Regions from separate parts of the Homo sapiens genome. Here all the other regions are linked to region 1. The links are chromatin loops, found by intact Hi-C in ENCODE. Cell type or tissue: OCI-LY7. All regions are shown on one strand. Each heading gives the region's core, and the rest is flanking DNA. Links, peaks and the distances in the headings are about the cores only.

The links. Hi-C counts contacts between places; a loop is a spot of excess contacts. Peaks named below come from ENCODE experiments on the same cell type or tissue, not always from the same donor. Only the 100,000 strongest peaks of a DNase experiment are listed, where the experiment ranks them.
Region 2: it touches region 1 in a loop (5-fold over the local background); 2 of 110 quality-filtered maps call a loop at or near these places.
Region 3: it touches region 1 in a loop (5-fold over the local background); 24 of 110 quality-filtered maps call a loop at or near these places.

What each region holds. Positions count from the first base shown.
Region 1 is chr6:18,320,387-18,327,678 of GRCh38, reverse strand. No RefSeq gene overlaps it. Among named protein-coding and RNA genes, the nearest start is that of DEK, 60 kb to the right of the region's middle. In OCI-LY7, for the core only: CTCF peaks have their summits at 3,110 and 3,309 (motif pointing left); DNase peaks (open chromatin) are centred at 2,838, 3,308, 3,845 and 4,094; H3K4me3 peaks cover 1,334 bases; H3K27ac peaks cover 2,957 bases.
Region 2 is chr6:18,820,468-18,827,759 of GRCh38, reverse strand. No RefSeq gene overlaps it. Among named protein-coding and RNA genes, the nearest start is that of TRQ-CTG1-1, 12 kb to the left of the region's middle. In OCI-LY7, for the core only: CTCF peaks have their summits at 3,580 and 3,783 (motif pointing right); a DNase peak (open chromatin) is centred at 3,769.
Region 3 is chr6:18,390,581-18,397,872 of GRCh38, reverse strand. The region is part of intron 1 of RNF144B (ring finger protein 144B); the gene reads right to left. Among named protein-coding and RNA genes, the nearest start is that of RNF144B, 6.9 kb to the right of the region's middle. In OCI-LY7, for the core only: a CTCF peak has its summit at 5,175; DNase peaks (open chromatin) are centred at 5,202, 5,642, 6,692 and 7,182; H3K4me3 peaks cover 4,061 bases; H3K27ac peaks cover 3,593 bases.

The sequences.
Region 1 (7,292 bases), core at 891-5,890:
TTGCTTCCTTTAAAGGGACCATTCATGCATTTACCCTCAAATTGAAAATGGCCCACACTGTATTATGCAAAATATACTGCTAGCTGCTCGCGCTCTCTCTCTCTCTCCTCTCTCTCTCTCTCTCTCTCTCTCTCTCTTCCCTCCCTCCCTCCCTCCCTCCCTCCCTCCCTCCCTCTCTCTCTCTCTCTCTCTCTCTCTCTCTCTCTCTCTCCACCTGATCCCTCATTCCTGCCTCACATGACCTAGTGACCAAAGACTCATGGTGCTCTCCCTGCCCAGGAACTGTTTAAGTGAAAATCTTTGGACTTGTTTCCTATGAGGGTGCTGTACTGAATTTGCACCTTCCATCTGAAGAACTAGGGGCTGCCCCAGGCCTGATTTTCTCCAAGGCACCAAGGAGAGCACAAAGTCAGGCTCCCAGCAGCAGAGTGACAGTCAGACAGGCATAAACTGGACCCGATCAGACAAGAGCCACGTGGGTATCTGCCAGTATAAACAAGGTTCCTGTGAGAGAGCCCTCCTGGTTACAGGTTGGAGAACTAGGCTTTAGGCCACCCTCCAAGTAGACGTATCCTGTGAAAGGCACACAGTGAACACCCATGCCCAGCTCCCCTTCACTTCGCATCGGGGCAGCATTGTTAGCTGGTCTGGTACTAGAACCAGAGCTGGGGGCTCTTAAAACACCCGCTTTGGCCTGGCGCGGTGGCTCACGCCTGTAATCCCAGCACTTTGGGAGGCCAAGGCGGGCGGATCATGAGGTCAGGAGATCGAGACCATCCTGGCTAACACGGTGAAACCCCGTCTCTACTAAGAATACAAAAAATTAGCCAGGTGCGGTGGTGGGTGCCTGTAGTCCCAGCTACTCGGGAGACTGAGGCAGGAGAATGGCGTGAACCCAGGAGGCGGAGCTTGCAGTGAGCCGAGATAGCGCCACTGCAGTCAGGCCTGGGTGAAAGAGTGAGACTCCGTCTCAAAAAAAAAAAAAAAAAAAAAACTTCTCTCTCCCATTCTCCCCGGATTCCTGAGGCTCACATTGTGTGGTATGAGCCTGTCATATACGTGCCCAAAATGGCATCCCTTCTCTACTCTCCACTCCAACTCTATAACTCCTGCTTCATTAGTTCAACTGGGGTAGACAGAGGTGGAAAATGATCTGATATTCTAATTCACATTACAGTAATACTTAATAAAGTAAATAATTGACAGCATCTTCTCCCCACCTCAATTCCCCATGCACTCTCATTGTTAAATCAAACCAGTCTCCAAGTCTGTGTATTTTAGGCAGTATGGAGAAGGAATGGGGGATAGGTTTTGGGAATGGGAGGCTGGTTTTCTGTTGCCTGATCAATCACACCACTTGATGGCCTTAGAAGGAAGCATGATATTTCCTGAAGGGCAGGAGAAAGGCATCCCACACCTACTGTCTTTCTCCCACTGCCACCCAAGGAGTGCAAGCCCGAACATGTCCTTCCATCTCCTCTCCAGTCTTCTAACATTAACCAAAAAATTAAGTTCTGACACATGCTTCAACATGGATGAACCTGGAGGACATTAGGCTACATGAAATAAGCCAGTCACAAAAGGACAAATACTGTATGATTCCACTTAACAAGGTACCTAGGGTAGTCAAATTCATTAGAGACAGAAAGTAGAACGGTGATTTCCAGAGGTTGGGGAGAGGAGGAAATGGAGAGTTGCTATTTGTGATTATGAAAAAGTAATTCACAGGCTGGGCATGGAGGCTCGTGCCTGTAATCCCAGCACCTCTGGGAGGCTGAGGCAGGAGAGCTGTTTGAGCCCAGGAGTTCAAGACCAGCCTGGGCAACATAGTGGGACTCTGTCTCTACAAAAAATACAAAAATTAGCCAGGGATGGTGGCACACACCTATGATCCTAGCTACTCAGGAGGCTGCAGTGACAGGATCACTTGAGCCTAGGAGGAGGCTGCAGTGAGCCAAGATAGTGCCACTGCACTCCAGCCTAGGAAACAGAGTGAGATCTTGTCTTAAAAAAAAAAAAAAAAGTCATTCACATTGTGAATTACTTATTGCCACTGAATTGCACACGTGAAACTGGTGAAATGGTCAATTTTATATTATGTATATTTTACTATAATAAAAAAATACAACAAAAGAAATGTTTAAATAGGGGGACAATCTCATCCATTCCTCCCCAACCTGTAGTAGGACCTCCCCCATTCCTCACTGAAACCAGTTTTAGTCCTAGGACTTCAGCATCTATTCATATTCTCTGGTTCTACTAGGGGTGGACGTATTTGTCACCCCAAAGGAGCCTGGTTCCTGGAGCAGCCCCTGGAGGGACACAGAGAGAGCCTCCACCGTCTCCTGAGTCGGTCTTAGAGAACGAGTCTGCCAGGGAGCTGAAGCAATTTTTCCTCCTTGCATTTTTCTTGTTTTCTCCAAAAGTGGACCCCATTCCTCCCACTCTTGGTTCCTCATGCTCCTCTATTCCATCCCCAGGCCAGATTCTCAAGAGTTGGATGACTGAGTGACCGTGAACTCCCATTCACTATTTTCAGGTAAGCCATAATGTAACATAGACAAATCCATTTCCAACCCTGAGTGGACTCCACTGGACTCTTGAGAGCTGGAATGGGATTCATTAAATAATTGGACCAGCCACTAGGAAAAAAATATGAAGTGCAATTTTCCCTACTCCTTTCCCATATGCTTAGTATCTATGTAACATAATATTTATTCATTCATTCATAGAGGTATTATTCACTAATTATTATCCATGCAACTGTGTTGCACAGTTGCACAGTACAACGGTTAACAGCACATTATCTATGCACAAGACATGTGACCCTGGGCAGTCTTTTCAACACCGAGTGCCTCGGCTTCCTCATCTACAAAGTAAATAACAGTCGTGCCTATCTCACAGAATTGTAATAAAAAATTAAATGTGTCCTGCATAAAAGGTTTAGGAAAACATACCTAGCACATCAAGAACATTCAAAGCAAGTTGTTTTCTGAATCAGTTTATCATACTAAATTTTCATTGCTCACTAACAGTGTGTGACCTTTTTATCCCCAGTGTTTGACACTTTTGACAACTAAAGGGCACTTCTGAAGATTTTAATCTGAAGTAAAACACAAACAGTATTATCGTAACCACTCCAGCATGGGAAGGGGGAACACGAAAACATTTGTATTGCATTTTTCCATGTTCTAGGAATACCAATGTATAAACCAACCACTGCTGAAATTTATAACATCAATCTGATACAGTAAGTTTCCTTCTGTAAATCAAAGCAGGATTCTTAACTATAGTCTAAAGCGCCCTCTAGTGTTCCTATGCAAAAACTCCCGAGATAATGTGCCATCCTTATAACTAGGGTCTTTTTCTGCCCTGGACAGCCCTGGTTTAGGCGTATTATCCTGCTATTTTGTCTGGTTTAACATTTTCCTGGATTGTTTCACTTTAATGGAGAGTCACCATTAATATTTGCACTAAAATAAGCTAGGATTGGTTTAGTAGCCCTTTATGTTTTCAGCTTCCACCATGGTCTTGTCTAGTACTGTATGACACACAAGCCAAGATGTCACATGCGGTTAAATCTGTAAGGCGGCTAGTGTGGACCCATTTCTATTTTCCCCAATCCTTTCCACATGCAATGGAACTAACACGTTTCCCTTTCAAAAACAGCAAGGCACTTGCTTACCAAAAAAAAAAAAAAAAAGACCCTCAGACAAGAGCCTCCAAGTTCAACTCTGTCCAAGGATAGCACTTATGGTGGCAAGAGAGCTCTCCAACAGCTGCTGCTCTGAACCCTTGGGATTCACCGACTAGGTCTGCCATGGCCCATGCTCAGGTCTATAAAATGCACAGAACCACCAAGGCACAGCTGGTGGGGTCCCTGAGATATGTGAGAAATCATAGGTTAGGGGTGTGAGGAATATGTACAGGGAAACGAGGCTGCAAGTACTGCCTTAGGACACAGAGAAACCAATCTGACCAAAATGATTTGGTTATTTCTTCTATGAGGTGCATCTAAAAGTATTATGTTATTGTTTGGTGGTGCTTTTTTATTTTGCAAGAAATCTTTCAACAACAGTAAGCTCAAAAGGGAAAGTTTAGGCCAGGTGCAATCACTCACACCTGTGATGCCAGCACTTGGGAGGCCAAGGCAGGAAGATTGTTTGACCCAAGGGGTTTGAGACCAGCCTGGGCAACATAGCAGAACCCTATCTCTATTTTATAAGTAAATAAATAAAAGTGAAAGTTTACACTTCGTAAAATATTAAGTGAGGAATTTTCTATCCTCAAGTAAGTTGATGAATGTGAAATTGCATAAAATGTCATCATTTGCCACTCCCCACACCCATGGAGGACAAAGTGATATCCAGAAGCAAATGAAAACCCTAAAACACAAATCTGAAGAAGTTTTTTGTTTTTCTTTTCTTGGGTTTTTGTTGTTGTTTGAGACAGAGTCTTGCTCTGTCGCTCAGGATGGAGTGCAGTGGCGTGATCTCAGCTCGGTTCACTGCAACCTCCGCCTCCCAGGTACAACTGATTCTCCTGCCTCAGCCTCCCAAGTAGTTGGGATTACAGGCGCACACCACCATGCCCAGCTAATTTTTGTATTTTTAGTAGAGATGGGGTTTCACCATATTGGCCAGGCTGGTCTTGAACTCCTGACCTCAAGTGACCCACCTGCCTTGGCCTCCCAAAGTGCTAGGATTACAGGTGTGGGCCTGAAGTGTTATAATCTACATAAAAAATTAGCAGTGGCCTGGTGCAGTGGGTCACACCTGCAATCCCAGCATTTTAAGAGTCTGAGGTGGGAGGATCACTTGAGGCCAGGAGTTCAGGACCAGCCTGGGCAACATAGCAAGACCTTATCTCTACAGCAAAAAAAAAAAAAAAAAAATGCTAGCCAGGTGTAGTGATACACACCTGTAATCCTAGCTACCTGGGAGGCTGACATGGGAGGATCTCTTGAGCCCAGGAGTTTGAGGCTGCAGTGAGCTATGATTGTACCATAGCACTCCAGCCTGGGCAACAAAGCAAGATTGTTTCTATTTTTAAAAGAAAAATAAAATTAGTAGCTATTTTGGGAACCCTGTACTTAAAGTTTACAAGTTATTACACACAGCTGTGTAAGGTGCTCACATGACATTTAGATCCAGTAATTATTCTCCTACACTGACTTTGCCAATTTTTATTTCATGTTTTTGTGTTCATGCACGAAAAGTGAAGCAAAAGCTATAATGTGTTAAGATTGATAGAAGAATTTTATAAAAATTTCACTGTTGCTAATTTTATATCAGTGTTACTAAGGCTTCACCTAGAAAGATCAATTAAATTAATTCCAATAATGGTTTAATTTTTTTATCTAATTCATGGAATCAATGTAAAGCTTTTGGAATTGTAGTCTGTTTAAGATGAAACATATCTGACATAATTATGACTCACTATAAATTTAAATTTTCAATATTTAAGGTAAAAGTATTTGTTTTTGCAGTGATAATCTATATAAACATTTTGGTGGAACATGATGTCATGGTAAAAACAATATCTTGTCCAGGCACAATGGCTCACGCCTGTAATCCCAGCACTTTGGGAGGCCAAGGCAGGCGGATCATGAGGTCAGGAGTTCGAGACCAGCCTGGCAAACATGGCGAAACCCCGTCTCTATTAAAAGTACTGAAAAAAAATTAGCTGGGTGTGGTGGTGCATGCCTGTAATCCCGGCTATTCGGGAGGCTGAGGCAGGAGAATTGCTTGAACCCAGGAGGCAGAAGTTGCAGTGAGCCGAGATCATGCCATTGCACTCCAGCCTGGGCAACAGAGCAAGACTCTGTCTTGGGGGGAAAAAAAATCTTCTTAAATTAAGGCATCTAGGCCAGGCACGGTGGCTCACGCCTGTAATCCCAGCACTTTGGGAGCCAAGACGGGTGGATCATGAGGTCAGGAGATCGAGACCATCCTGGCTAACACGGTGAAACCCCGTCTCTACTAAAAATACAAAAAATTAGTTGGGCGTGTTGGCAGGCGCCTGTAGTCCCAGCTACTCGGGATGCTGAGGCAGGAGAATGGCGTGAACTCGGGAGGCGGAGCTTGCAGTGAGCCCGAGATCGTGCCACTGCACTCCAGCCTGGGCGAGAGCGAGACTTCATCTCAAAAAAAAAAAAAAAAATTAAGGCATCTAATTTTAAAGATGCAGAACTACAGCTGGAGTTGGTTACAGTGTAAATGAAGTCATAATTTCTCCAAAGAAGTTGCATTATTGTATCAACTGCAATGAAACCATATTTGTAAAAATTTACAAATTTTGAAGATGCCAACTTATTAAACTACAAAATTTTTTAATAAAGTTGATAAGTTGATGTTGATTGCAAAACAAAAAAAACAAAACACCTCAGCATGGCAGTACTGAACTTTATTTCCTCTCTGCTACCCATCATCCATTGGAACTATTTAGTAAATCAGCCTGTGTCTGACCAATGATATTGAACTTTTTCATAATTAGTCCTCTAGATTTAGGGTGCATTTTGTTCAATATCAGTTAGAAATTTTAATCAAAGAATTCAAGGAGCATCAAAAAACAAACTTCAGTTTTTCGGTAATTACAACTATTAAAAACCAAACTTGCAAAGAGGAAGACACTGAAACATCCGATCTACAGCAACAGAGTTATAGGAAATAAATGAATTGCCCTCAGATCCTGTCCAAGATTTAGTTTTGAGATTCTATAATTGTTCTTTGGAATATTTCTACATATGGAGAGAAACTTTTATGTTGTCCACTGGAATGGAACAAAATTAAGAAGGCCTATGAATTTATGGCATCTCAGTTTGGGGAAACATCAGAATTATCATAAATGGAGATAATTTATGTGATGACATTTGTCTTCCAAAAATATTTGTAAAAGCAAAGAAAAGTACTCTGAATGGAAGCAAAAAGAACAGTAATCAGGAAGTATATTTCAGCCAATTATTTATACATTTTAACACAAAAAAAATTAGAATTAAGAACACTTCCCATTGAGCAGAATTCACTCCATTTTTACCAGATAACTTAGCTCTTCTAGAGAGATTACATTTCTCAAGTAAATTATGATTTACAGAGAAGAAGAGTCAACCTCAATTTTATTCACATGCAGTATAACCTCAAAAAAGATCCAGGTATTATGAGAAGTTAAAAATAAGTCTATTTTACAAAAAAAGCAGTATTGGCCAGGCGTGGTGGCTCACACCTGTAATCCCAGCACTTTTGGAGGCCAAGGCAGGTGAATTACTTGGGGCCAGGAGTTCGAGACCAGTCTGG
Region 2 (7,292 bases), core at 820-5,819, 500 kb before region 1:
TCAAAGTATGTACTTTCAATTAAAATAAAACTCCTACATAAATCATTTTTAATCCCACAATAATTATGTATTTTTAAATAAATCAACCAGTTGCCTGTCCAGCCCGTCTAGGCTAAGAGGATTTCTGATACACCACAAGTTTCTTCATGGGAGGCAGAGTGAGACTTAATATCACACACACTTTGAATTCTGAACATCATCTTATCTCCTTTATCCTAAAACTCCACTCTGTCCTGCAGCTGTTTTATATCAGTCTAAATACCCCAAACTCCTCATTCCTCAGCCATCTGTTACTGGCTATCTACCTGCTACTCCCTCTTCCTCACCTCTTCTTAGAGAGGTCAACTGAGTCCCTTTGTCTTTTTGCAATTCTATCCCCATGTGCTCAGCATAAGAAAGGTCCAGAAAGCTGAAAAAGAAAGAAAGAAAGAAAGAAAGAAAGAGAGAGAGAGAGAAAGAAAAAAAGAAAGAGAAAAGGAAAAAAGACTCTCCTTTAGAAAGTGAAGTAAAATAAAAGATCATACCTGTATATATTCCCATTTTTATCCCATCTACATTTGAATAACTACTTAGGCAGATCTCCATTCATTCCTAGAAAGCTTTCTTAATGGGCTTTTTACTTTTAAAATATAAAGCATAGACCCTGCATAAAAATCAACGTCTTTGAAGAAATTTGTCATCACCCGTCAGTCAAAACTCTGCAATGATGACGAAGTGGGAAAATTTAAAATGCTCTGTGGGGGAGATGGAAGTGCATCTAGGAAGAACAAGTTCTGAAGAATGAGTTGAGTGGTGGGGAGATGAGGACAGTGAGGCACCAACATGGACTCTGTCGGAGGCTCAGCTTCTTGGATGGGAATTAATCTCCAGTGGTTATAGTGGCAACTGCCAGAAGTCGACAAAACAGTTTTTGAGGGACTTGATTTAGCTCTTGATGTAGCAGGATTTGAGAGGAAATGCAGGGGATAGGAGAGGGTGTTTTCTAGTTTACATAGGATGGATTAGAGACAGAATGTGATGAAGCAAGCCAAGTGGCTATCTAGATATCTATGAGAAGAATATTGCAGGCAAAGGCAACTCCAAGTGCAAATGTCCTGAAGCTGAAGTGTTCTTGGTGTGTTGAAGAACAGCAGGGAGGCCCGGGTAGCTGAAGCTGATTGAGTAAGGAGGGGAGTGGCAGTGGGTAAGGTCAGAGGATGGGGAATGGCATAGTACTTTCTGGGCCACTGTAAAGACCACTTTTACTCTGACATAACCAAGACTTTGAAAAGAACGTTTAGGTGGGAAGAAAAAGTTCATATAAAATTAAATATTATGGAAGTGAAGAGATGTGACATTCATTTTCCATTATCAAGGGTTTACTATGGTGCAAAGGAAGAACTAGCAAAATAGAGGTGATGCCAAGGCACTTTCAAGTCAAAATGTTATATATATAGATATAGATATATAGATATAAATTAAAGGCAAGATTTTGGTCTTAGGTGTCTACCAACTGATAAAAATTATAAGGTTGACAAAGTGAATTTAAATTTTAACAAACAACTGTCGAGAGTCTCAGTAGTGTCAGGTATATGAGCATGAAGTCAGCTTTCTGGACCTAAGTGACCTAATCTTACAAAATTAGGGATTTAAATGGTAAGATTCCTATGGCCTCCAGGTGAAATTTGGGATGTGCTGCTGATATTTGATGGTGTGTGACTTATGTCTGAACAGTCACAAATCTGGAAGGAAGAGGAGGAAGAAAACTTTGTATATCAAAGACTCTACACTTCTGTTCAAATTCACCAACTGAGCAATTCCTTGAGCATACAGGAGAAAACTAATATAATTGTGAGAGATTTCTCATCTAACCCAGACAAATAAAGGTTACAAGATAACACTTTTGTAATAGAAATTATGAAACTGGCACAGAAGTAAGATAAAAAAATGGGGCACTTCTACTATCAGGGTATCTACTGGAGTCTCCTTCTTCTATAAGTAGAGCATCTGATAAGTGCTTGTCTTGCTGACAATTACATCTTTCAGAAAATGGAGGGAGCAAGAGGGACGTTACAGGTAAGATACAGATGAACAAGGAAGAATTGGTTCATTAATATGAAATGGACAGACACGTACCCTACATTTTAGATTATCTATTTCAGGGAGTTTACCGGAAAAAAAAAAGAAATGGTGCCATGGATAGGAGACCATATAGTAGAATGTCACTTGCATGCAAAAGGAGGTTTTGCTATATGAAATTTTGACTGTGTGACTGTAAATAATCCCAGAAGAAAAAAGAAGAAAGAGCTCTTAAGAAACCAGAACACAGGAAGGCACTTTTAAGTGCAGGTGTTAAAAGTATGAAGGGAAGGACAATAAGAATAGTTCACAAAGCACTGTATTAGCTGTGTAGAGGTTTAGTAGATTAAAAAATGTTCAACATTAATCTTAATTTTCTTTAGAGATCGATTGTTTAGAACTGCACTGGCCAAGACAGTAGCTACAAGCTGTTTATGGCTACTGAGTATCTGAAATGTGGCTAATGCAAATTCAGATATATTTTAAGTATAAAATACACTTAGTGTAAAAGAATATGAAAACTAATGTCTCATTAATAATATTTATATTAGTTCGTGCACATGTTGAAATAATAATATTTTGAATATACTGGGTTAAAGAAAATATATTACAATATTCATTTCACCTGTCTGCTTTTTAAATTGTTTTAGTAAAGCTGTAGCTACTAGGAAAATTTAAACTACCTATGTAGCGTGCATTTGTAGCTCATATTGCATTTCTATCAAACAGCACACAACATACCCTCATTTTGTGACAGAGGAAACACACCTGAAAATGTTAAAAAAAATTCTGCCAACTCATAGAACTACTATAATTATTAAATAAGTGTAGGCTGGGCACAGTGGCTCATGTCTGTAATCCCAGCACTTTGGGAGGCCGAAGTGGATAGATCACTTTGAGCTCAAGAGTATGAGACCAGTCTAGGCAACATGGCGAAACCTCATCTCTACAAAAAAATACAAAATTTAGCTGGGCATGGTGGCATGCACCTGTGATCCAGGTACTCAGGAGGCTGAGGCTGGAGAATCATTTGAACCCAGGAGGCAGAAGTTGCAATGATCCCAGATCATGCCACTGCACTCCAGCCTGGGCAATGCCAACAGACCCTGTTTAAAAAAAAAAAAAGAAAAATAATGTGTAATTATTTGTTTAAAGACATAGAAAAACAACAGAGACTGAACTAATGCTAAACACAAACAAATGAAAATTCTCAAACATAAATGAGACACAAAAAAAAAACATAAAAAGAATGGGCTTTCATCTTGGGAAGTGGTGAGTGGGAATAGAAGTGTATGTCCAGCACAGGGGAATCAGTATCTGCATGTTGTTTGTCAAACTTTTTATAATCTAAGCATGCAATGACAAACTTAAATATGTCTTGACAAAAACCATAGGAATAATGGAGTATTCTAAGTAAAGGTGCTTTGGAAATGGAAAAAGTATTGCTTGAATATGTCTGAAAAGTGGTTTACTTCACCAACATAACGACTGAGAAGGTAAAACCGCTTTTACTTTCTAAAAAATGGAAGTCTAGTATCTTCTGCTCAAAGTCCACTCTTTCCTAGCTTTCTCTCCCCTTAATGGCATTTCACAAACCTGGGTTCACACAATCTATCCCAAAGGTTTAATTCTTGCTTCCAAGTACCACGGGAAGAAAGAGAACTGCAACTAATCTGTTGTTCCACAAGTGATTCTAAGGCTGCCACACGGTGGCGCTGTTGAACACTGGTTCTTGCACAGCCCAGTAACCATTGTCCTGTGCTAGTCCAAATCCTTGGATAAGAACCTCCCACCCATAAACTCTTCCTCTCCCTCTTCTCTTTCCTGTTATTTCTCACTGAACTTCCAGTTCTTACAGATTTTTTAAAATGCAGAACATATTCACCTTCCACACTTAAATTGCTTTAGAGAATATTTTCTTAAACTAAGATGGTGTCTTTCCTTCTCTGATTCTGGCCACTAAAAATACTTTATTCTCATCTTGCATTATAAATAATAGATTAGAAAGTTACTGGTGGACAAATTATAAGGTTGGTAGCACTTCCCACAACTGCATTGGGCTACTTGTGAAGTAGTAAGTTCCTGAACACTGAAACTTAAATGACCATTGTCAAGAACATTTTTAAAAAATTGTATAAGAAACAGCTAACCTGAATTTTTCAAGCCCTGCATATTCCCAAAAAAGGCTGCTTTTAGGAGTGGCCTGTATTAGGCCATTCTTGCATTGCTATAAAGAAATACCTGAGACTAGGGAATTTATAAAGAAAAGAGGTTCAATTGGCTCATAGTTCCACAGGCTTTACAGGAAGCATGGTGTTGACATCAGCTTGGCTTCTGGTGAAGCCTCAGGGAGGTAACAATCAAGGAAGAAGGTGAAGGAGGAGGCAGGTGTCTGCCAAGCCTTTTTCACTTTTGCACTCTGCATGCCCACAGGCTTAACATCACATGGAAGCCACCAAGGCTTACCACTTGTGCCCTTTGGAATAGTGGCCCCAGCTGTATCTGGTGCCCTTTGAGCTGAGGCTGGAGCCAGAGGGCCCAGGATGCAAGGAGCAGCTGCCTGGGGTGGCACAGGGCAGGTTACCAGGAGCTGGGAAGGGTCAAGGGTACCTGTGTTAACCAGGTACAAAAATACTGTTAGACTGAATAAGATCTAGTATTTGACAGAACAACAGGGTGACTATAGTCAATAATAATTTATTGTACATTTTAAAATAACTAAGAGTATAATTGGATTGTTAGTAACACAAAGAAAAGATAAATGCTTGAGGTGATAGATACTCCATTTACCCTGATGTGATTATTATGCACTGTATGAAGGGAAGGACAATAAGAATATCAAAATATCAAATATCAAAATATCTATATCAAAATATCTCATGTAACCCATAAACACATATACTTATGTGCCCACAAAAATTAAAATAAAAAATTAAATAAACCTTTAGAAGTACTTCAGGAATTTAAGAATAGACATGTCTGTGAGAGATTACAGGTAAACTGACTTGGCTTCAGTGGAGGAAACAATAAGAGTTGTAATTGGAAGTATGAAATTTAAGGACATATGAACTGACCAAATAGAAGCTTTCATTGAAAGAAAGAAAGTTACATAAATTTCATAAATTATGGACTAATGTGATAGAAAAATCCTTGAATATATATGCTAGTCTAACTTCCTCATCCCAACTATGTTCTTTTCAAAATAGCATATTTCATTTACTGAGCAGCCAATATTACAGCAACAATAGAAAATCCATAACATCCTGAATTCCACTACCATAGTACATAGAGTCAGATAGACTTGGGTTCTTTGCCATTTAGTAGCAATGTTACCTTGCATAAGTCACAAGTTTCTTTCACTGTTAGCACTATCCTGTAATATAAGGTTACAAACCAGAGGACTACAAATTTCAAACCAGAGTAGCTACATGATTTGCCCAAGGTCACTTTGCTAGTCAACAGAAGAACCACAGCTAATACCCACATTGTCTAATTCTTTGTCCAGAAATCCTTCTTCTCTATCATATTTAATGTAAAGTAAAATTGTGGGCAAATTTTCAGGGAAATAATGGTTGAACAGAAATAGATTACCTATTAGTGATAAGAAGCAGACCGATTCAACCAACAGAGTTCCAGAGAAACTGAGAAATTGGAGACATCTGTAGCCATGGTAGGTGGAAGGGTTAAAACAGAGGATTGTATGAAAGCCTGTGAAAGGAAATTGGGTCCCATCTGCATTCAATATAGAAGGCAAAAATCTCTACCCTACATTGCAGGAGAAGAAGTAAGATCTCTGAAGAACTTGAGCCAGGGAAGCCCAGACCCAGTGATGACATGCATGGGAAAATCTCTGGTTGGGGAATAAATCTGAAAACAAAACCCACCATAGAAAAGAATAATGCTGTCTGAGTCAATTTATGGGAACTTCAAGAACACGTAATACTAACCGAGAGGGATAGAAGTCGAAATAGTTAGAGAGAAGAGAATCACTGATAGGGAAAGGGCACCAGGAAACTCTGGGGACATGGAAATGTGTAGCATCTTGATGTAGGTGAAAGTTACACAGGTACATCTACATGTAACCATTTGTAAAGCTGTGCACTCAAGATTTGTATATTTTACTGAATGTACTGCATGCCTCAATTTATAAAAAGAATCCAGAAGTCTGTTAGTATTAAATCTAAGCTTTTCAGGCTCAGTAAAGTTTTCATAACAACATAAGTAAAGAGATCTCCAATGCAGAATTGATCCCTTATTTTGGTTCACTTTTTCACCCAGAATACTGATTTTCAACTTTACTGGGTGAAATTTTTTGAACCTTTTAAAGTCAGCTGCCCTTCTTGTCCCAGAACTTTCTTTACATTTATGTAACTAGCTCATTGGGCAATAACTAGCCCATTGAGGAAATTGCATTTCCTCAATCCTAACCACTGCTTCAAACAATATTTGGAGATACATGTTTTGAAACAAATATATGACACATTATTATTGATCTTTAATAAGCCAATCAGCACAAACTTCCTTGTCAATCTTTACTTCCCTCCCAATGTAACTATAATTTTAATTTCTATCCACAGAAATTAGTTTTGCTTGATATTGAACTTTATGTAAATGGGATAATACAATATATACTATTTGGTGTGGGGCTTCTTTCATTCAACATGATGAGTTTGAAAAATAGTAATCTGGAAAATGCAGGCAGACAGGCTTAACTGCGTTAAACTGAAAACAGTGGAGTCAGGATCTGGAATTAGTTATCCCCACTGTCCTACAGAAGGCGCTAGGGCACCTGATTTAGTTGCCAATGATGGACATAGGTCCAGTCAAGCAATGGAGCAAGACATTTGAAGGTTCAGTAACAGACAATAGGAAAACGTTGTAGTGAAAATGTTGAGAAGAGAATGAACAATCAAAAAGACAGAGGTTCCAAAAGGCAGCAATGGTAATCTGGCAGACAAGTGGACTAGTCTACATTGGTAATTCAGGAGCAAGAGAGCCTCGGATGCAAGACACATGTAACCAGCAAAATTTGTCAGCAGATAATAGAGCACCAGTACATTGATCTGGGGCCAAAGGAGGTAGGGCAAGTAACCACTGTGTTCAGGGAAAGGAATTGTAAGGGGCACAAAGAAAACTGGCGGCAAGAGTGACTTTATACTCTGTTTTCTGAGTGTTTTGGCTTTAAGTCATTTAATCTGGGATCAGGATTTGACTGTCTGTTTCTCTTTATAACA
Region 3 (7,292 bases), core at 2,255-7,254, 69 kb before region 1:
TTCTCAGAGCTTGTACATGGCAGAGCAGAAGACAATCCTCAGCCTTCTGAGGCCACCAAGCCCAGTGCCAGATCCATTACACCAGAGCTGCCTTGTGTGGATATCACATGGACAGACGAAGCAGAGAAAAGAAGGAGGAAGGGGGACAGAAAGAGGAAAAGAGAGTTGAAGTCCATGACTACAGCTATCCTTAAGGTCCCTGAAGCTGCACAGAAACAAAATTTGTCTCCCCACACAGCATGACCATGGGAAAAGACATCTTTAGACTGAAAAATAAAAACTACAGCCAAAGTTCTTCTACTAGATTGTTTTTATTCTGAATCTTTATCTTTAAAAGAGACTAAATAATTGTGAAAATAATTTCTCCACATATTCATATTTTATATCACATCTGGAAATTTCATGTTCTGGTTAAACAAAAGCAAAATCCTATAGTTCTTACTATTTTTAAAGAGTGGCCAATTCTAATAAATTCTGCCATAGAAATAATTGCAAATACACCTCCCCCTACAAGAACCAAGCTCTTTTCCTCTTAATTTTCAGACAAAAGAAATTACATGTAATCATTTGCTACCTACTCCCAACAATAGCTTAAGTCTCAATATGTAAGTACAAAAGTACTAAAACAAGTAGGGGAAAATCAAATTCGATTAGATAGAAAAGGAAAAAAATAAATGAGATATTTGCTTGTCAATCTGTCCACATCCACTTTCTTAATGTCATACCAGAAAGTCAACGATTACTAACTCGAGCAACCTGAAGCATTCAAGGTTTTTCACCTACTCCCAGTACTCAGTACCAGAAAACCTGATTCAAAATAATTAAATAGGAAGCTAACTAATGGTTAGTTTCCATGTGGAAGACATGGTTTTTTTCTCAGCAAATGCCGGATAAAGTTCAAGACACAGCGTTATTCCATTAACTACTGAGGAGCTGTCATCCAAGAGCAAATTAAATTCAAATAGACCTGCACGTCAAATTCAGGATTTTGAGTTTTTGTAAAAAATCTCTCTTTATGATAAACATACGGGTAAAAATGAATGACTTTACCTTTTCCTTCCTCCCAGTTCATGCTTAAACAACTGTCATCAGCTTGCGTCTCCAGTACTCCCGGGCTCATGGCACACAGTCCCACCAACTTCCCATCTGTTGTCTTCTCACCTGTACATTCTCAACGCTGCTTCACTGCTTATGCAATCTATTCTGAATTATCTTTCTTTCAAGAGAAATCCCAAGTAAAACAACAAGAAGAAACGTAGGTAGTAAATGCTTCCTGAGTAGGAGAAAAAGGGTAATGACACAGGCCAGAACCATCCCACACCCCAAATGTCAAATACACTTAGCCATGTGGAGAAAGCTGGTGTGAATAGCCAATCCTGTTGTTCTGACCTAGCAAGAGATCTAGGTACTCTTCGAGAAATCCAAGTATTTCTCAGTCTTACTCTATATTATTTTTTTAGAAGGAAATATTAAACAGGCCAAAGTTTTAATGTACTCTTGAAAAACAAAGACATAATTGGGATACCTCTTAGAAATTAATTGGATACTCTTGAAAGACATATTGGATTCCTCTAATAATACCTCAATTATTATCCATAATGGAATACCTATAATTAGATATTTCTTAGAAATAGTCTTCTTTTGAAGGTAGAACTAAAAATTGTGGTAATCAAGACCATGTGAAACATAATTGTCTCTTACTATAAACAGTACGTAAGTTTTTACTCCTTAAAACTAAGGAGTTACATGCCTATAGGCTATGAAGTCAAAGTTATAAAAAACATATGTAATTTTTATAATAGAAAAACCTTTACATAGCAGAGATGCATTTTGTTTTTTAAAAAATTCCAAGCATTCCAAAAAGGCAGGACTTATGACTCAGTGACATAGAGGAAAAAAGTTACATATTTCATCTCCTTGAGATGTGAACAATCCAAAATGATTCTTCAAAAAGTGATTTATTTTTCTGTGTACAATAACACCAATTCCCTAAAGCAATGGCTCTCAGACATTTTTCAAGCAATGAGCTTTCAAAAACAAAAATCTTAGTCAAACCACCACTGTATAAAAGAGATTCAGGTAGACAAGTGCCAGCACCCAATAGTGGGTGTCCAGAGCCAGTCCCCTTGACCTTCCCCACTCAGCAGCCCCCCAGGCACCATTGCAGAAGCCTAAACCTGCACCATGCACAGACTAAAAACCAACCCTTTCGTTTCTCACTTTGGGCAAAACCAACAATGGATAGTTAAAAAAATGAATGAAATGCAGTGAGCACTTCATTTAAAAAAAAAAAAGAATATCAAACAAGAAATCCTTTCACCATTGATTCATTGCAAAATGAGCTCTTCAATCAGTAAACAGGAGAATCCTGAAAGCCTCTAATGAATTTCCCCACACCTGAGATGCCTGTGAATGGCTCCAAGGTTTCCTTGCATTTCTTCCTTTGTGTCATATTACTATTCACCGGTCTTCACAGCATGAAACCCCCAATAGTAGAGCCTCAGGAAGCTCAGGGCATTTGATAACACACTCCCAGCTCCTCCTGTCCCTCCCATTGGGCCACAACTTCACAGGGGCACAAGCAATTCACATCCACTCCCCTCCAGGTTTCAAGAAAAGTCTTCATTCCAGAAAGAGGCTAACTCACTCCTACTGCCTCATACCTCACATTTCTATCAAAAATAAGAAAGTGACTTGAATTATCCACCCTACCACTTGATTTTAAAAGCTAACAATTATAATTACTTTTACAGTGATTATAGATGTGACTGTGCCTCTCACCGAGTGTCAAGAACCCCTTGTGAAAAGAATTTTGGCAGAGAATGCAAGGGGCACCTTGAAATCTGACAGCTGCCTTTCAAGTTTAGGCATTCTAAGGTTGGTAGCAGGTATCACTTGCTTATATATACCTAATCATAGAACAAGACAGATTGGTTGGGCCATGTAAGGAAGGAAAGCCATTCTGAAACGTCTGAGTTTGCACTAAATTACCAGGAAAGGAGAACCAGCAGTTCTACCTGCTCTATGTGTCTCTTGCACTATAAAGTGTTCATTATATGAGAAGCAAGTACTATCTGATAGGAAAGAATGGAAAGTCGCCTTTCCCCTCGTGTCTTGTCATTAGAATTGTCAAAGAAGGGAATACTTCAGCACAGAATGTATAAGGAATTTTCATATTCTGCTGATGGCCTGAAAAAGCAATCTGCTCCAAAAATGCAAATGATGGGAGAGCCAACATTCAAAGCTTTTTTTTTTTTTTCTTGGTTGGGGGGTAGGGGACGGAGTATCACTCTGTCATCCACGCTAGAGTGCAGTGGCATGATCTCAGCTCACTGCAACCTCCACCTCCCGGGTTCAACCAATTCTCCTGCCTCAGCGTTCCAAGTAGATGGGATTTCAGGTGCCCACCACCACGCCGGGCTAATTTTTGTATTTTTAGTAGAGACGAGGTTTCACCATATTGACCAGGCTGGTCTTGAACTCCTGACCTCATGATCCGCCCACCTCGGCCTCCCAAAGTGCTGGGATTACAGGTGTAAGCCACCACACCCAGCTATTCAAAGTATTTTTAACCAATGTAGTTTATGTCTGTTTGATTATCCAAAATCAACACAGTTATTCCCTTACACAAAAAGATAGTGTAATTGGAAGGGATAATGTTTTATTAGGATACTTACCCTAATTATTATTAGGACACTTATCCCTAATTATTTTGGAATTTTTACTTTATTATGCAGAAACTTTAAAATTTGGAGAAACTGCTAAAGCACAACTAAGGAGACTAAGAGAAATAGAAAGCTACTAAAATGAATCAGCTAGATATTACTGATGCCACAGGATATTAATGTAAATAAAAATCCAGTTGATCTGCACTGAGGTCTTAATTCCAAGCTATGCTATGAAATTCTAAGAGTTACTCAAGTACAGGGGACAAACAGAAGAGGAGACATATGTATACTCTCAATGTGTTTATATGCCTTTGTGAGACATCGAGTCATCACTGTGAAGTAGCTAGAATAACAGATATGAATGCATAAATATGGGAGGGAGGTAGCAAAGGGGAAAGTTTTTGAGAAGGGTGGGTGGTGATGAAGAAAGGCTGAAGTGTTGCCTTGTAAAATGGAGACATATTCTCGGGAAGCTAATATTCTAATAAAGCAGAAAAAAAGAGCAGCAATCTAAAGGTCCCATCCTTGCCTTGTTAGGAAAGCTATCCCCATATCAGCTAAGAACACACCAGGCAACCAGTTTCCACTCAATGCAATCTGAAAATCAGCATTATGTTGATCTTGGTACTTCTGCCCAATAGAGTAGTTTGGTTAGCTACTGGTTCCTTTTCCTAACAGAAACTATTAGTGAACCCAATGGTACTAATTGAGTCTAGTAAAGTGCTGAGCATTATCAGCCATTAGCTGAAGTTCTACCCTAAATACAATCCAAATACAATGGCAGGGTGACCTGCTGGCTGGTAGCAGTAGCAACAGCAATGAAGGAAGCAAGGGCTTATGGTAGACCTCCTTTGTGGCCAGTGTTGTAGCTCTACTCTCCGCTTGCATCTCCAACCAGCTCTCTGGTCATTCAAGGACAAGATGAACCAGCGTACATTCTTTCAATCAGAAAAACAGTTCTAATGCATGCCCTAACCTAAGAGGACATGAACAAATGGAAACATAGGCTGCCCCTCTCGTAGTCAGGGAACTGCAATTACTTAAATAAACTGTATATCTATTAATTACTTTTTTTTTTTTTTTTTGAGATGGAGTCTCACTCTGTCTCCAGGCTGGAGTGCAGTGGCGCGATCTCGGCTCGCTGCAAGCTCTGCCTCCTGGGTTCACACCATTCTCCTGCCTCAGGCTCCCTAGTAGCTGGGACTACAGGTGCCCGCCATCACGCCCAGCTAATTTTTTGTATTTTTTAGTAGAGACGGGGTTTCACCATGTTAGCCAGGATGGTCTTGATCTCCTGACCTCATGATCTGCCCTTTTTAAAAGAATAATGCTCAAACTCAATGAGTACATACATGATATTACACATAAGTTGTCATTATTTGAAAAAATGAAATAGATTAGAAAATATCCTCTAGCATAAACAAACCCAGGAAATATTTAGGTCTTAGATGTAAGAAAGTAAATATTCACCTATTCAGGCTCTGTGAGGTGGCAGTATTGTATCACTGTGCCTCCTGTGGTAGAGAAGAGGACTTCTGTTTTCTCGCCACTGTTTCATGGCTTAAAGTGCTCAAAAAGCACTTTATTTAGTCTATAATTTCTTAGTTTTAACATCGTCATTTCAACAGTTTCTAGGATGGCAATGAGATCACAACTTTGTAACTTGGAGACTATTAACCTTCTAAAAATGGAACTGATATGCAAATATAGCCCTATTAACCTTTTTGTGGGTTAAAAAAAAAAAGTAGGCACTTCATCAGGAAGGAGAAGCATCTTAAAGTATTAGCAAGAACTGTTTTCCAAACAATCTCTTTGCTGCTTGAAATTAGGTTATGAATAAAGTCTGTTACAACTAATTTAGTGAGATCTAATATTTTTTCTTACAAAATATATATTGGTGCTGATGTCCAAGCATGGCCAACAATGTACATGACGTTGTGATAAGCTAACTCCAAATCCTACAGAGGACAGAACATCTGGCACATCGTTTTTTTTTTGAGACGGAGTCTCGCTCTGTCGCCCAGGCTGCAGTGCAGTGGTGCTATCTCAGCTTGCTGCAAGCTCTGCCTCCTGGGTTCACGCCATTCTCCTGCCTCAGCCTCCCAAGTAGCTGGGACTACAGGCACCTGCCACCACACCTAATTTTTTTTTTTTTTTTTTTTTTTTTTTAGTAGAGATGGGGTTTCACCATGTTAGCCAGGATGGTCTCGATCTCCTGACCTCCGTGATCCTCCCGCGTCGGCCTCCCAAAGTGCTGGGATTACAGGCGTAAGTCACCGCGCCTGGCCCTTGGCACATCTAGTTTTAACATTTGCAAACTGCTGCTCCTTTTTTTTTGAGATGGAGTCTGGCTCTGTCCCCCAGGCTGGAGTGCAGTGGCCCGATCTCGGCTCACTGCAAGCTCCGCCTCCTGGGTTCACGCCATCCTCCTGCCTCAGCCTCCCGAGTAGCTGGGACTACAGGCGCCCACCACCACGCTTGGCTAATTTTTTTGTATTTTTAGTAGAGATGTGGTTTCACCGTGTTTGCCAGGATGGTCTCGATCTCCTGACCTCGTGATCAGCCCACCTCAGCCTCCCAAAGTGCTGGGATTACAGGCATGAGCCACCGCAACTGGCTTTTTCTTAAAAGCACATTTCTTCTTGCCTTCTTTCCATGTTCTCATTACCCTACAGGGTAAGGCCCAAGAGGTAGAAATCCATTCCCAGTTTTCCAAACAATATAAACTTATCAAAGAAGGTGGGAGTGAATATGAGAATAACAGCTCAATGATATTTTTGGCATGGCAATTTTGCATTCATCATGGTAGCTACCTCTTCAATATCACCACTGTGCCTTGCCCACTCCTGTTTTAATCAGTGGTTCCCTGCCTCCCACAATTATTCACACAGCCCTGCTAAATAATTTTCTTCCCTATGCCTGGCATAACAACAAAGCTCAGAAGCAGGAAGGAACGCCACTTAAAGGCAGGTCAGACAATGATGTAATTGACCAATCAAGGAGAAGTGGTATTTCAAAGAGCCTTATAGAGCAAGAGCCAGGCTGATTTCTTGGGTCAGGACATTACCAGAAAACCAGAGCCGCTAAAGCACGAATATCTAAATCAAAAATTTTTTTTCAAATGAATAAAAGCATGTGCCAATATTACCCCCTCCTGTTAAAGTTAAAAGTTTCATATAGAAATTTTAATTAGAAACAAATTGGAAACCAGTTTGGAAGAGGAATCTTCACCCCACCTGAGCAAAGTGCAGGTGTAGATTTTTGTATGTCTTTGCCAATTAATTTCCTATAACAGGAATTTATCATGAAGGAAACAAAGTCAACACACAAAGAACAAATTCTACACATTAGGTGCTAGGGATGTAAAGGTGATTAAACCCAGCTCCTACTTATTAAGAGTCAACTAGTTGAGGAGGTTTTCAACAGAGGATTTCATATAATCATATGCAGGAGAATGTGTGGGTTTATGGTTTCAGCCACAAGTTCAACAGACAGAAACGAGTTGTCTTGTTTTATCTTCCCAAGAAAAACAAAGAACAAGTTGATGAAGGGCTGGGACTCAAACTCGTGACTTCAAAAGATTTAGAAAACAATGGGACATGGCTTTCAAAGTATGCTCTTAAT